Regions from separate parts of the Mus musculus genome. Here region 1 is linked to region 2. The links are chromatin loops, found by intact Hi-C in ENCODE. Cell type or tissue: gastrocnemius. All regions are shown on one strand. Each heading gives the region's core, and the rest is flanking DNA. Links, peaks and the distances in the headings are about the cores only.

Region 1 (4,658 bases), core at 659-4,658, 350 kb after region 2:
TTGCAACTACACCCACTTCAGCTCAAGCTGGGAAAGGGGCAACCTGACACTGGGCCATGCAGCAGGTGGGAAACTAAAAAGACTTCAGGAGACACTTCCAAGGGCGCGCGGGAGGGAGTACGGGGGGTGGTAGTGGTAGTGGGGACTGGAGAGGAAGTTTTTCCATGGCAATCTAGGAAAAAGAAGGGGGGGGAAGACCCAGAATTCTCTCAAGCCAGCAAAGGGGCAAAGTCTTTCAGGCCACACCACACCCGCGCCCCTCCCCCTTCACGAAACTCCAGGCCAGGGTTTCCCACCTGCAGGATGCTAATGCCAAGGGAAAGGAAAGGAGAAAGAGATGGCACGGGACTGGAACGGGACTCTGGGCAGAGGTGGGAGGGAATGGAAAGGGGAGGAGATCGCATTGCCTGGCAACCGTCCCGGGGCACGTGCACTGGTGACATCATCCCAGGCCACCTCGAACACAGACCTTTGACTCCTACCAGGGCGAAGAAGCTGCTAGCTGGCTAAATTTCCTGAGAAAATAGCTTTAGGAATTCTGGGAACCCAAAAAGGAGACGAAGGAGGGAACCCAGGCGTCCTGCTTTTATCTCTGTTAACCCCAGCAGAACCAATCCTAGGGAATCCGGTCATTCGCCTGCCTCCTCCTCTCAGCCTCCAGCCTTGACCTCCCAACCCACATTTCTGACTGTCCCGACACGCCCCTCGGAAATACTGTGCCTTCTTTCTTCTGGGCTTGATCCCGGGTTAGGGGCGGGAGACTAAGGGACGGGGCACCAACCAAGTCCCGCGGGACTCCGTCTGCTATCTGCAGGATCCCTTGTGCCCCAGCTGGCCGCCAGCCGGAATCTGTCTGGGTCCCCAACTCTCCCGCCCCTCCCGCGCCGTTCCAGGGCGGAGTCTGTGGAGTTGAAATCAGGACACGCGGAGAGGAAGAGTTATATAACCCTCTGGAGAAGCAGAAAAGGACGAGTGGAGACGGGGACAGCCCGAAAGGAGCCAAGGGAGGTGTAAAGAACGCCAGAGCGTGCGAGGAGGAAATGTTAAGGAAGGGAAGAGGAAGGTCTGGTTTGCCTATCAAAAGCAGGAATTTACAAGAAAAAAAGAAAATAGGCGTAATGACCCTCTGGCCTAGAAAGTCACCGGGACCACAAGGGGCTTCTCACAGTGTCCTGCCCTGTCACTAACTGCAGCTAGGCCTGGGTGGGTTAAGCCTCGGGAAGGGGTGCTTGTACCCACTCCCTTTCTTTTGTGGAAACACCCTTTGCCGGAGCTCGGGAAAGCCGCGGCTGAGCCTAGGGGGCCGGAAACCACAGCTCCGCCCAGCCCACCTGGGAGCTTGGGGCGCCAGCTGGGGGTGGCGGTGGGGAACACAGGTAGCGGGCCTTCCCTCGAGAGGCTGACATTAACAGTCGACACCCGGCTAAAGAGCGCAAACCCACCCAGACGTCTGGGCCCGCAGGGGTTGAGAAACACAACCCTGGACTAGTTTGCAAACACAGACTGACGACCTGAGGCAAAGGGGGGGGAGGGAGGGAGAGACACACACACGACTCGCCGCGCAGGCGCAAGAGACTGTCTGGGCTCGTGCAGTGGAAGGGGTTGTACAGGGAGTGGAGCGTGTGGGAGTGCACGTGCGGATCCTGGGTAGCCACCGCCACCACCCCCCCTTCCACCTCCTCCCTCTCCCTCTTTCAGGCTCTCTATGACAGCTTCCCATTGGTCACTAGGACCCTGACGTAGTCGACGTCCGCTAAAGCCGATTGGACTGGAGAGAGTGAGTTTGGGAATCTGGCGGTGGACGTTCCCCAGCCTGTTACTCTGGCAACTGAGAAAACAACCCTGGCAAGCGACGGAGGTTCGACCAGCCTTACTCTGAGCAACCACTGGGTCCGTTCCTATCGCACCTCAATTAATTACTTCTTTTCTCTCGGAGTTCTCATCGCCAGGAACTAGGTGTTCTGCCTTCGACCTTCCCCACACTCCAGCCTCCAAGACACAGTCACAGGCCACAAGCCAGAAACGAATCTGCAGTTTAGTGACCAACTCAACCCAAATGCCACTTCACCACTGTTTATTCTAGGCCGGAAAAAGCATAGTCTCTCGCCCTGTCCCTAGCTTCTGCACTTTACCCATATGCTTACAATTTCCTGGGCCGGGGGCGGGTGCCAGACAGATGACAGGGAATCAAAGGTGAACCTCAGCGCACCTTTCTCAAAGGTGCGTGTCACAGCTATAGATAGCCCCCCCCCCCCAACCCGCATGGCCCTCGGCTCTGGTGGGCGTCTCATCTTCGCCATCTCGTGGCTACGTGGGAAAGGTTCAGCATGGAGAAAGGGCCAGAGCCCAGTGAAGGCTAGGGAACTGAAGACGGAAAAGTGAGGAGGAGGGCACCGGCAACTAGAGGAACGAACCAGGCGAGGCCGAGAGCAGACGGTGCGGTGGAGTGCTGTGAGATGGAAAAGCTACCGCTCCTGGAGGGATGGTGAAAGTTGAGAATACATACACATCTCCCCGGAGAAAAGAGCTGGAGGGAACCTTTGAGTGGCCCTGTAACTGGAAGTTCACTTTGCCTGATCGCTTCTGATCTCAGTGAGCCAGCGCCTAGCCATAGCCCTATCTGCAAACTGTCCTATAGTCTCCTTCCTCAGGACCGCTGAGCCCCGCCCTAGTGTCAATTCACCATCCCAAGCGGGACTGGGATTACTTTTAGGCCCTTTTGACCTTTAGAGCCAAGACCACGGGTTTTCCACTACCTTTGCCTTGTTCCCTTTTGGGGAACTTAGATGTCCTGCGCCCCGACTCTGACATTGCTTTTCCCAAGACTCAAATGCCTTGCCCGACCTCTCCAGAGAGTCTGACGTCCCGCCCCTCCCCCTTGCAAGGAGATGGTCTCCCTCTTTCCAAAAGTCCCTGCGGCTTCCCATTACCTGGTTCTGGGGGTCCCAGGTATTCAGGATCTTCAAGGCCTCTCGGGGGTCGAGCGGCCCCCCCTCCCAGGCAGGAGTTGGGGGGGCCGCTCCACCCCGTGGCGCAGTTTGATTTTCCAACACAAACACCCGCCCCCACCCCCCTTCCTCAACCCCGCCCCCGACTCGTGGTCCCGCCCCTCGCGCTGAAGTCCCTCTCTCCGGCTCCGCCCTGCCTTCGGTCCGCTCCCCTCAGCTGTAGTCTCAGATAAGAATCCCCAGTAAGGATTGCAAGGCTTCGTTACTGTGCAGTGTATAGAGCCCATCACGGACCCTTACCTGACAAGTCTTTTATTCTATTTGCATCGCGCGCCCTTCCAAAGCAAGCCCCACCCCGCCTGCTCAAATCCTTTCCAGGAGACTTGGTCACACCTTCTTTTAGGCCTGGTGGGCAAGTAGTTCAAGACCACGCCTCCTCTTATAGGCCACCTTTCTCTTCTCAGTTCTGGTTGTAGCAGCTCCTTTCCTTAAGTCCCAGCTTCCCTCCCTCCTCCAGGTTTCCTCCACCCCCAACACACATTAAAACACCATCATTGAGAGACTTGGGGCTTGGTTTTGCACGGTTTTTACTGCACTGAGCGCCAATACAAGTCTTCCACCTTTTCCGCTAGCGCCACTAGGTACTGTCAGAGTGTCACTATATGCTAGATTCAGCTAAAGTCAAAGCCTGAGATCCAGCTTTAGTTCAAGGTCCTAGGGCTTCCGACCCTCTCAAGGAGGAGAGAAGAGCTCATCAGCTGTCCAGGCTCATCAGTAGAGCAGTGCCCCTCTTAATCCAGTGATCAGATGTCATGGATCCAGATCGGAGATCGATGCCTATGACAAAGGAGGCTCGATCTGTGCTGCCTGCCCGGTTGGGATAATAATAGCAGGGACAGGAGTACATGCCTAGGGGAGAAGAAAAGAAGTAAGATTCTGGAGCCTGGAAGATCAGAGCAAGTGCATTTGGGAACTGGAGCAGGGAGGATGGGTTAGTATCCAAACGGGATAGGGAGGGGGCAGTTTCCCACCCTTGGCACTTTTCTTTCGGCTCTCTGCTGGACGGAAGTGGATCGTGGGCATGAGGCAGACCAGCTGCATGGGCTCCGCCTCCACTAAACAAGAATTCTTTCGGTCCCAGCCAGCACCCTCCAGGTACAGGCCCCGAACCCAAACTCCATCCTGGAGAGAAATGGAGACAGAGTTGAGGGAAAGACCCTACGCTGACAATACCTTTGACCTAAGTCCTCTGTCCTCCTCTTCACCCCACTTCCCACTGTTTCTTCCATTTCCCTCCTCATCCCGAGCCCATCCGCCTCCCACCTTGGGTGGATACACCAGGTTGCTGTCGTCCACAGTGGAAACTATAAATTCCCAAGAGAGGCTGTCCACTGAGATCTGTGGATTGAAGGCGACAATGAAGGAGGCCCCCAAGGAAGAGAAGGAATGAATGCACGTTCCTAGGCTGCCTCCCCGGCTCTGGATGCTCACGTTGTTTTGGCGAGCGGCAGACTGCAGTACCGCAGTGAGGAAGCCAGTGGGGAAAGTGAAGCCAGACAGCCAAAAGAGCACCGGAGGGCGGGCTCGACTGGCCCATGTTTCAAACTGTTCCACACGCACAGCCAGGTCCCGGGTCCATGACGCCAAGGGCTTTTGTGAGGGATATACCTGAGGAACGAGGGGGTGCATGTGGTGTTTTGTCCACAGTGC
Region 2 (5,372 bases), core at 712-4,711:
GTGAACTAGCGGCCTCTTTCATGCTAAGCCAGTGAGCTCTGTCCCTAGCACCTGCTGGATCATTTTCAAATGTCTAAACTCACTACGTCTAAACCCCAAATGTCTGTGTGCGTGAACTATGGTGTTGCTTGTAGGTCTTTCGATTTTTTTTTTTTTTTTTTTTTGCCTGTTTGACCCTCACATACCACTCAGGACTCAATTCCCAACAGCCTTCATTCCACGAGCAGTGCCTTTCTCCCATCTAGCCCACAATGGCACAATATTCCCTGTGTTGTTTTGAGGGGGGTCTCCCACTGTGGCCCACTGGCCTAGGACTCAATCCCGCTGCCTCACGCTCTCAGGTGCTGACACTGTTTCTTGTTAAATTGCCCTGGCTAGCGTTGAATCTGTTCTGCAGTCCAAGCAGGCCTTGGATTTGCATTCTCTTGCACTCTACCCTTGGAGCTGGGATTCTAGGCCTGGGCCATTAGGCCCTGCTAGAAATGCTACATTTTAGTTGTCTGAGACTAGCCTGGACCCTCTGTCAAATGGGGAGGGAGCAGGGAAGGGAGAGAGGGAGGGAGGGAGGGAGAGAGGGAGGGAGGGAGGGAGGGAGGGAGGGAGAACACTGAGTGTAGTAGCTTACCTGCACCAGAAGTATTTGAGAAGTGGAGGCAGAATGGGGAGTTTACAGGCTAAGGATTTGTCTCAAAAAATATCTAGAGATAATAAAATATTTTCTTGGGAAGCAGCACAGCTCTTTTCCCTATGGAAACCATAGGACGATAACACTTTGTCCCATAAAAAAGGATCGCTTAGATTTTACTGATAAATTGGTTTTGTTTAGGAAGAAACAACCCTTGGTTCATGCTCTTTATTTTTTATTTTATTTTTTTTGGTTTTGTTGTTGTTGTTGTTTCAAGACAGGGTTTCTCTGTGTAGCCCTGACTGTCCTGGAACTCACTCTGTAGACCAGGCTGGCCTTGAACTCAGAAATCTGCCTGTCTTGGCCCATGCTCTTAATCCCAGCACTCAGGAGACAGATGCAGGGATTCTGTGAGCTGGAGGCCAGCCCGAGATATATATGTATATGTATGTGTATGTATATATATTTTTTCCAGGCCTGCCCCTGCCAAGGGCCATATTGTAAGACCCTGTCTTAAAATAGCACAAAAACAACCTTTTATTTTCCATCACAATAATAGTGAGTGAAGAATAAAGACCTGGGTGTGGTGGCAAGGTTTGTAATGCCTGCACTAGGGGAAGGTGAGGGAGAATAATCTCAAATTCAAGGACAACCTGGGTTACTTAGTGAGACGATGTCTGGAAAAAAACAAAACCAGAACCTAAAAAAACCCCAAACTCCGGTGGTGGTGGTGGTGATGGTGGTGGTGGTGGTGGTTGCGGTATACCAGTACTATGGTCAAGATTACTTCAGGGCTAGCCTTGGCTATACTTCAAGCTTCAGGCCAGGTTGCTTGTTTTTGATGGAGGAGTAAGTTAAAAACTAATAAAATGATTCATGTGCAATAAAAGGGGGGCACAGAGATCTCTAGGCAGCGCAGTCTTGTAAACTTTGCTTTTGAAATCATGTACATGTTTAATATCATTAAAAGATGAAATTGAAAGAGTTACGATGGCAGCCGGGAAGCACGCACTTGACTCAGACCACGTGCCAGTTTGCAGGCAGCTCCGCGATGGGCTGGCAGCTCAGGCCTGAGCTCTGCGGGCAGTCCCACGTGAACTGCCAGCTCTGCCTACCATGTGGGTGCTCCGCGACACCGCGGAGCCTGGAGGAAGAAGAGGAGGTACAGCAGCGTCTGCTGTGGGTCACTGCCACTGGAGCAATAGAGGACAAGCAAAGCAGGCGAAAGCATAAAGACAACCTAGATCACACACACACACACACACACACACACACACACAAGCACACACACACACACACACGCACACAAGCACACACACGCACGCACGCACGGCACAGGAAGGTTCTGACCAGGTAGATGCCACCCCTGGGTTCCAGGAGGTCTGGATGCTCCCCGCAGGCAGGCTCCCACATATAGGGGAAAGCACTGTTATCTGATCGGCGGGAAGGGCAGGTCGTTAGTGGTGGCACAGCAGTCTCTGCACTTGTCGCTTGCAGCGGCCTCCACTGTGATGCCAGGCTGCTCTAGGACAGGCTGCCAAAGTGAATCCATTCCTAGCAACGGATCTGGGGATCAACCCACTAAACCCAGGGTGAAGCTGGTGCCCGACATGTGTCGCCAACACACCGCCAGCATGCGTTGAATGGAATGCCTGTACCCAAACTCCACAAGTAACTGTCTGAGGAAACAATTCCCCAGGCCCTGGCAGTGCCCCACATTCAGTGATGTAGACTCTTTTGTTCCCTCCTAACAGAGGCAATTTGAACTCTCAGATAATATTTGGGGTGACTTTTCTTGATTTCTGTTTTTATAATCCTAGACTTATCTCCCTCCCTCCCTCTTCTTTCTAGGAGAAGCCAATTGAAGAACACCGGGCTCCTGTAGTGCCACCTACGGCCACAGGGTGGCACTGAAACTCAGAAACAGCTTTTCTAGGGCAGGCTTCTGAGAACCAAGGTCGTGGAAAAAGTGAGGACAGTTGTACAAAGCTCACTTCGTCTCATTACCGTATAACATGAAGTGTGACTACCTAGTTTCTACCATCGAGTAGGCCCCTTAGGCTGGAAGCCTACTATAATCAGAAAAACCCAAACATCCAGACGCTAGAACCTGGATCCCACAGCCAGGCCCAGACCTTTTTCCTCTAAATTTCTCTCATAGAGAGGCGTCAGGGCACATTCCAGAGATCCCAGAACTTGAGAGGCTGAGACAGGAAAACTACCAAGAGTAGGCCATTCTACAGCACACAGTGAACTTCAGGCTAGACAGAGCTACAGTGTGAGACCCTGTCTTTAAAAAAAAAAAAATTCAGTATTTCTTGATCTCTTAATTGTCTTACTCCAATCCACCTGCTCGATTCCATCCTGACTCAAGCCCCAATCTATCACATGTTTCTTTCACATCTTCCTCATTCATCTTCTACTTAAAATGTTTTCCATGTTGCAGAGAACACAAATCTGACTATGCCTCTGGTCATATCTGTAGAAGCTGAGAAAGCTAAGCTCTCATCCACTTCTCCAACATCGGTCTGATCTCTCCTCCTGCTTCCTTAAGCTTCAGAGTCCCTGGCTTCCTTTCTGTCTGGCAAACACACACAGCTTATCTAGCCCTGGCTCCTCCCTTGTCTGGAACGCTGTTTCCACAGATCTCCCCGCAGGGCTGACTCCTGCTCTTGGATCTTTGGAAATCCTCCAACGCATGTCCGCATGTCCTAGCCTTTCCTCACCCTTAGTTTATGATACAGCTTCTTCTGCCTGGAGATAGTTGCCAGCTACACCCTCACCCAACACAGCTTCAAAAATCACAGGCAGGGAGAAGACACTGTTCCGTGCTTTCATCTTGTCTGTGCCCTAAGTGAGTTGGTACATTTTATAGCATCCTAACTTCTGTGATGGAGAATACAAAAAACTCACCTCTCATTAGAAAACAAAGAAGAAGAAGAAGAAGAAGAAGAAGAAGAAGAAGAAGAAGGAGAAGAAGAAGAAGAAGAAGAAGAAGAAGAAGAAGAAGAAGAAGAAGTAGTAGTAGTAAATAAATGTAGTTATAAGTGGTGATGAACACTTTTGACCCCAACACTCTGAAAACAGAGGCAGGAGGGTCTCTGTGAGTTCGGGGGCCAGCCTGATCTACAAATGTGAATTCTAGGAAAGCTGGCAGTACATAGTGAGACACTGTCTCAAAAACAAAACAAAACAAAACAAAACAAAGCAAAAAAAAAAAAACCCAACCAAACAAAAATGGCTATCTTGAGGTACCTTAATTAAAATAATTAACAGTCTTATTTTTAAAGACTTTTTTGAGACAGGATTTCACTGTGTACCCTACAGACCTGTCTGCCTCTGCCTCCTGAGTGCTAGGACTGAAGCTGTGTACCACCATGCCTGGAGATTTATTTTAAATATTGTGTATGTGCATTGAGTGTGAGTCCTTGTGTGTGTTTGTGTGTGTGTATGTGTGTGTTGAGTGTGATTGTGTGTGGTGTGTTAAGTGTGAGTATGAGTGTATGTGTGAGTGTGTGTGCATGTGTGTGTTGAGTGTGTGTGTGTGTGTGTGTGTGTGTGTAGTTTCCAGAAGAGGGCACTGGATCTGGAGATACAAGAAGTTGTAAGCAGCACCATACGAGTGCTGGGAACTGAATTTAACAAGAGTATTCTGTGCTCTTTCTTTCAACAGAGGGTTTCTGTGTAGCCTTGGCTGTCCTGCTTTGTAGACCAGGCTGGCCTTGAACTCACAGAGATCTGTCTGCCTCTGCCTCCTGAGTGCTAGGATTAACACCTGGTGCAAGGATTAATCACTAAGCCATTTCTACATTTTTTTTTGTAGAGACATTTTAGTTTTTTCCTTTTATTGAGCTGACTATATAACCTAGCATGACCTTGAATTTCTAAACCTCTTTCCCCCACCTCCCAAATGCTGGGACTATAGGTGTTTCCCCCTATCCAGCTTAAGACTCAATTTTATATGAAAAAGTTATAGTTTCACCATATAGGAGCTTGAGTGGAGCTCAGTAGTAAAGTAATCATTTAGCGTGGTCCATACCCTGTGTTTGATCCCCAGTGCAGCCCACAGGCAGAAGCTTCAATAAGTAGGAGCTGAATATATAAGGACATTCAATGCTATAGATTATTCTTTGTGTTTTAGAATGCCATTCTCTGCGTTGATAATACTATAGGGTCTCAGAAGGGAAGATGGGAGGATGGCTCAGTGGAGGGTGCTTACCTACCTATATGTAAGAGGCCTGGAGCTTATCTCCAATACTGAAAAAAAAAATCAGGAAATTACATGATTACAATGCTGTTGTTTAAGTTACAAACCCTATACAAAACTTGCCAAGCATCTCACCTCAGTCTTTTATAATAAAAGGGGGCGAGGGGGGGGCAATTCTTTTGCCTGGTTTGGGATCTCAGGTTCAGTTAGACACCCCCCTACCCCCCGTTCATTTAGAAGACCTCCAGTCTGTCTTTCATGACCTTTAACTGGCTTAGGAAAGGGAACCCCATGTATTACTTTAGGGAGACAGAATCATTTCTTCTTCTTCTTCTTCTTCTTCTTCTTCTTCTTCCTCCTCCTCCTCCTCCTCCTCCTCCTCCACCTCCTTCCTCTCTCTCTCTGCCAATTCCTTGAAACAAAAATTTAAGAAGTATCTATTTTCAAAGCTTCCCTTTGATATTATTCTAGTATTATCTTTTAATTTAAAAAAATTATAGCACGCATTACCTCGCTGGGTTTTGTTCTTGTTTTGGCTGT

Evidence for each region. Peaks named below come from ENCODE experiments on the same cell type or tissue, not always from the same donor. Only the 100,000 strongest peaks of a DNase experiment are listed, where the experiment ranks them.
Region 1: it touches region 2 in a loop (3-fold over the local background); 1 of 42 quality-filtered maps calls a loop at or near these places.

What each region holds. Positions count from the first base shown.
Region 1 is chr11:69,417,291-69,421,948 of GRCm38, forward strand. Dnah2 (dynein, axonemal, heavy chain 2) reads right to left here. Exons shown (of 86, transcript NM_001081330.1): 83 at 4,440-4,616; 84 at 4,272-4,346; 85 at 3,980-4,130; 86 at 3,519-3,857. The coding sequence ends at 3,703. It overlaps Gm51903 (a long non-coding RNA gene), which reads left to right. Exons shown (of 2, transcript XR_003949708.1): 2 at 1,699-3,513. It also overlaps a transcript of Kdm6b not described here. Among named protein-coding and RNA genes, the nearest start is that of Kdm6b, 3.4 kb to the left of the region's middle. In gastrocnemius, for the core only: a CTCF peak has its summit at 2,308 (motif pointing left); DNase peaks (open chromatin) are centred at 844, 1,675, 2,321, 2,932 and 1 more place; H3K4me3 peaks cover 2,944 bases; H3K27ac peaks cover 2,941 bases.
Region 2 is chr11:69,064,547-69,069,918 of GRCm38, forward strand. No RefSeq gene overlaps it. Among named protein-coding and RNA genes, the nearest start is that of Tmem107, 3.6 kb to the right of the region's middle. In gastrocnemius, for the core only: a CTCF peak has its summit at 2,526 (motif pointing right); DNase peaks (open chromatin) are centred at 1,712, 2,201 and 2,523; H3K4me3 peaks cover 1,455 bases; H3K27ac peaks cover 2,385 bases.